Linked DNA regions of Homo sapiens: region 1 is linked to region 2. Evidence: chromatin loops called from intact Hi-C (ENCODE). Cell type or tissue: MCF 10A. All regions are shown on one strand. Each heading gives the region's core, and the rest is flanking DNA. Links, peaks and the distances in the headings are about the cores only. Region 1 overlaps FMN1 (formin 1). Region 2 overlaps ARHGAP11A-SCG5 (ARHGAP11A-SCG5 readthrough).

The links. Hi-C counts contacts between places; a loop is a spot of excess contacts. Peaks named below come from ENCODE experiments on the same cell type or tissue, not always from the same donor. Only the 100,000 strongest peaks of a DNase experiment are listed, where the experiment ranks them.
Region 1: it touches region 2 in a loop (17-fold over the local background); 2 of 110 quality-filtered maps call a loop at or near these places.

What each region holds. Positions count from the first base shown.
Region 1 is chr15:32,848,961-32,851,767 of GRCh38, reverse strand. All of the region lies in intron 17 of FMN1 (formin 1), which reads left to right. Among named protein-coding and RNA genes, the nearest start is that of GREM1-AS1, 130 kb to the right of the region's middle. In MCF 10A, for the core only: no CTCF peak of the experiment used is centred there; a DNase peak (open chromatin) is centred at 1,407.
Region 2 is chr15:32,682,960-32,685,766 of GRCh38, reverse strand. It overlaps ARHGAP11A-SCG5 (ARHGAP11A-SCG5 readthrough), which reads right to left. Exons shown (of 14, transcript NM_001368319.1): 12 at 1,098-1,207. It overlaps SCG5 (secretogranin V), which reads right to left. Exons shown (of 6, transcript NM_001144757.3): 4 at 1,098-1,210. Among named protein-coding and RNA genes, the nearest start is that of SCG5-AS1, 11 kb to the right of the region's middle. In MCF 10A, for the core only: no CTCF peak of the experiment used is centred there; a DNase peak (open chromatin) is centred at 1,446.

The sequences.
Region 1 (2,807 bases), core at 275-2,774, 170 kb before region 2:
TCAGATGGAGATGATGCGTTTATCCTTATGTCTTTTTCATTCTTCCCTTCTCAGAATGTCCTTATATAGTGTTATTTGACAAAACTGTGGTACTTTTTCTTAATTTCATTTTCTGAGAAGAATTGAATGTAATTTTAATGGCACCACTTGGCGGGGTTGCAAACTCCATGATATCCATGCCTTTTTTCTTACGTGTCTTTTTTCTTTTCCACACTAGGCTCTTGTTGAAGCTGGTTTATAGCTCAGTTCAGAATAACCTTGTGCAGGCATTTTGTGAGCTCCTGCTTTCCCACCCTCAGATCAAACATGGTCATAATGATATGGCCTTCAAAACTGTGATGCTCACATTAAAAGTTCCCATAAACATGGCAGGGATCCTATAATTAAAAGAAGGCACAGAGCAACTGATTAGATCCCAGGTATAGATCTTGTAGGTGGTCTTTTCATGCTGTTAAATTGGTCATTTGTATTTATAGCTTTGGCAGGGAGGGCTGGAACCTAAACTAGCTCTAATCCCAGCACTCTCCCACACTTGGCCTTATCTCATTCTCCGTTAATTTCGCTTGGCATCCATGAATGGAGCCAAATTCTGAATGATTCTGCATGAACCATTCTAGCCCTAGTCTATGAAACTATTTTCTAAGTTCCTTTGACCAGCTGAGATTAGAGATACTGTTTTTTTTGTTTTGTTTTGTTTTGTCTTGTTTTTTGAGACAGAGTCTTGCTCTGTCACCCAGGCTGTAGTGCAGTGGCGCGATCTTGGCTCACTGCAAGCTCTGCCTCCCGGGTTCACGCCATTCTCCTGCCTCAGCCTCCAAGTAGCTGGGACTACAGGCACCTGCCACCACGCCTGGCTAGATTAGAGATATTCTTAATATCAAAAATTGTTTTAGTTTACCTATGTAACAAACCTTCACATGTACCCCCAAACCTAAAATAAAAGTTAAAAAAAAGAACTATTTTCTAGTAAAAAATAGATAAATTTACCAGGTTTAAAATAAACAAAAGCAGTAATTCTGATTTTCAACATTGAATGCAAAAGGAATTATATAAATAGATGGGTATTCCATGACAGCTGGGACTGTGTCTGTTTTGTCCTGTTCACTCACTTGTCCCAACATCATATAGGCTCAGCCTGTCCCATGATAGGTGTTAATAAGTGTTTGTTGAATTTATGAACAAACAGCTTGAATTGTGTAATGTACCTAGAGGCTATTTTTTCCTCCTCCTTGGGTTTTCTGTTTAAATCCTTTCAGAATTGCTGAATCATCCCAGAATCTGAAGAGGTACATTTTTGGTCGATAATACATTTCTGTGGTCAGACCTCCTGGATATAGAATCATCTTTCTATGTTGGGCATATGCACGTAATCTATTCTTAGTAAATACTTTGGTCAGATTAGATTGACAAAGGCCATACTTAAATCTCTAAGTTGCAAAATAAGAGCAGGTTATTACATAATCTCTTCACTTCAACCCCCAGAAATAAAGAAACAAAACTATCTGAATCACCATATTCAACCACTAAGGTTACAGAGATCAGGAAAGGTCAGTAATCTGAACAATGTAACCTGTGAGGGAAATAATTCTGACGTCCTTTACAAAGCTTGTGGAAAGAAGAAGTATGGCTAGAGAACATGAACTCTGCCTGAGCCAAAATGGGTTCTTGTGTACTCCACTGCTACTCAAGAAAATACCGACAGGCGTGGTTCCAAAGATCATTAAATGGCCAAGAATTAAGATAATCTCTTGTGACTTCCGGATCACTTAAGTAACAGAACAGTAATCCTTGGAAGATGAAGAAAGCTATTTGGCTAGGCGCAGTGGCTTAAGCCTGTAATCCCTGCACTTTGGGAGGCCAAGGCAGGCGGATCACCTGAGGTCAGGAGTTTGAGACCAGCCTGGCCAACATGGCGAAACCCCATCTCTACTAAAAATACAAAAATTAGCCGGACATGGTGGTGTGCGCCTGTAATCCCAGCTGCTCTGGAGGCTGAGACAGGAGAATCGCTTGAACCCAGGAAGCAAAGGTTGCAGTGAGCTGAGATCATACCACTGCACTGCAGCCTGGGCCACAGTGAGACTCCTCCAAAAAAAAAATAAAGAAAAGAAAGCTATTTTATCACAGGTCTATTAGGTAGGCTTTTATCTAAAAGGGCTAGAGGGGATTTTTTTTCCCAGAAATTCCTGCAAAGAGCGTATGTTTTCCCCCGAAGTCGGTTTCTAATGACTATCCAGTAATGGAGTTGTGAAATTATGGTATTTCCATACATTGGAATACTAAGCATCTTTTTTAAAAAAAAAGTCTGTATGTATTGACCTGGAGGATCCCTAATGTATATGTTTAAGTGGATAAAAGCAAGGGTCAGAAGAGTAGTTATGTTATTATTAGGTATATTATTTTATCATTCAGATAAAAATGAAGCAAAAAATGAATACTACCTAACAGTGAGAACAAATAAGAATTAACCTAAGACTGGCCGGGCGCGGTGGCTCACGCCTATAATCACAGCACTTTGGGAGGCCGAGGCGGGCAGATCACGAGGTCAGGAGACCGAGACCATCCTGGCTAACACGATGAAACCCCGTGTCTACTAAAAATACAAAAAAAAAAAAAATTAGCTGAGCGTGGTGACAAGCGCCTGTAGTCCCAGCTACTCAACAGGCTGAGGCAGGAGAATGGCATGAACCCGGGAGGCAGAGCTTGCAGTGAGCCGAGATTGCGCCACTGCACTCCAGCATGGGTGACAGAGTGAGACTCTGTCTCTGAAAAAAAAAAAAAAAAAAAAAACAAAAGAGAACTAACCC
Region 2 (2,807 bases), core at 282-2,781:
GGTATTTCCCCACTTTTCTCCCATGGCTTCAGCATCTGGCCCAACCACAGAAACACAGACATATCCCCACTCAGTTCTGATCTTGTTTGGCTCATTGTTCTAGTCTGCTGGGATCTTCTTGAATCCCAACTCTGTCATCTGATGGTATCTCTTCCAACTTCATGTCATCCTCTGGGAATCTGATAAGTACAAGTTCTATATTATTACAAACATTGATAAAAATGTGGAGTGGGGTAGTGCTAAGACACACAGAATACCATGTGAAATCTCCCTCCCTATTTACATGGACTCTTTAACAAGCCCCATTTTGGTGACATTCTGTTGCCTAGGCTGTATCTTTCCACCTCTTCCAATAGGGGAACATAAAACGATCTTGTCAAATGCTTTGCAAAAGTCCAAATGCACCATGCCCACTGCATTTCCCTCATCAAGCTGGCAAATAAATGAATAATGCTGGCAAATGGAAGAATATAATTAGATTGGCAAGACTTGTTTTTAGCACACTGATGCCAAATGGTCATGATTTATCTTTCCAAGTGCTTATAAACAACTCCCTTAACTGACAGCTATATGCACTTACCTAGGACTGACAGCAATCTCACTGCTACACATCACGGAATATTTTTTCTCTTTCTATAAAGCAGAATTATATATATCTGTTTCTAAGCTCTGGCATCTTTATTCCCTTGATTCTGCAGAGATCATCTCCCTTAGTTTAGAGATCACATTTGCAAATTTTCTGTGTCAATTAAAAAAAATCATATCCTTTGATAAAACCCTATAGAGATGCATGAAACACTGGTGAAATTTAGGATGTGTATGACACAGGCTGTGAAGCAGACCAGAGTAGAAGACTCTGGAGACTATGGTCAATGTTAGGTTGCTGTCTCTTTAGTTGGATTTGGTATAGTGCTGCCTGGACACATAAGTGTGGTTTTGAGTAGTCATGACTTGAAGCTCTGTCAACCAGAGATTTCTGAAAAATTAGCTTCTAAATAATTTTTCTTCTCTCCTTCTGCCCATATTGCTCATCCCTGCCATCAGCACCTTCAGAGTACCAAAGTGCAAAATCTACTAACAATTGAGATAGGACTTACCCACTTGCCCAAGCCTGGATAGTCATGTTCCGGATCAAAGAGATGCTGGTGCAACTGGAACTCTCGACTGAACTCTGCAGTGTCAGGGGTGTTTTCTAGACATCCATCATCTGCTGCAAACAGCCAAAGGTTTTTGAGGAACGGCCAAGACATTCATCATTATTCTAAGAGTTAATTTATCAAAAACAACTAGGCAGCCAAAGGTCAGAATCTGTTCACATCAGTAGTAACTTAGAACACTAGCAGCCACCTTCCCTCTAGGATCCAGTTAGATAGGATTACTCATCTCAAACTCCCACTCCTGTGCAGAGACTCACTGGCTGTTCACCAAACCCACTTCCCTTTCCTCCTTAGCACCCAGCTAGACTAATTTCCCAGCCTTGCTTTGCAATCACGTGGAGTCATTTGCCTGAGTGGAGGCCAACAGAATGTGGGCACAAGTAATGTATTCCATTCCCAGGCCTGGAATTGAAATACATCACCTAAAAGCATAAAAACCTCTCATACCATGCTCCACTTCTCCTCATTCCCCACCCCCATCTCCTGGTCAGCTTGTTACATGTTGCCAGGGCAACTGTGGGGGTCAAGTGTAAAGATGGCAGTCTGGGGTGCCGAACCATCCACCGCACTACAGCCTCACGCGCCTCTGGCAGGACTTCACACGGGTGAAAAATAAACTTCTATTGCGTTGAGCCATACAATGTTTTTATTTGTTACAAGAGCAAGTGTTTCCTTAGGTAACATACTTCTGTTGCACATGACCCACTCTGTTTTCTCCTGAGCAAGCAGTTTAGAAACTACTTTGGCTTCTTGGAGAAAGTACATTACACAACAACAACAATCTCCACACAGCACTTGATGTTGTGTTTTATTGTGATAACAGCTTAAGCTTTGGAGTCAGACAAGAGCAGAGCTCAAGGATCAAATCCCAGCTCCTAAGATATAGATAGGCTTAGTTCCTTTGGAAAGTTAACTTGGTCTCTCCAAGTTTGTTCATGTATGTGTGAGATGCAAATAATCAAATACTTACCTACGGGATTGCTGTGAGGAATAGAGATGATTACATTTAGAACACCCGGCACATAATAGGTTTGCAATATGTTTTAGTTCCCTTCCCATTATCTCCCTTTGACTGACAGTTTATACTATGACTGCCCTTTGAAATCAAGCAAGTTTTCCATTGAAACCAAAGAAAGAAGGCTATCTCTCTCAGATGCTGCTTTTATGTAAATTCTATTATTACTAGGCATGATGCTCTAAAAATGAGTCATTTTTCCCATGTCTAATATATTTTAGACAACAGCAATAAAAAGGGGGACAGAGGAGGGATTGTGAATTTTGTGCAGGGTTAGGGGGAAGAAGGAGGGTCTCATTTGAAAGACATAATGAGACATCAAAGTCAATGCTGAAAGGGGGGCCATTTACAATTAGCCAGGTTGTCTAGTTCTTGACACTGCTCTTAAGCTTTCAGTACACAGTCTCTCAGCTCTTAGCAGTATACAGCTAGTGTGGAAGTCATCAGCATTCTGAACAAATCCCTAATGCGGCTCTCCACTTTTCAGTGAGCTATTTATCTAACTTACACAATATATAGCAATTAACATGTAGGAAAATATACCAATTCAAGAGAGTTCAGGCAATCTGCATATGGCACCTTTATAACCTTTCATAATTGTTTCTGGTGTACCTCTGAGTGGGCCCTGACTGAGA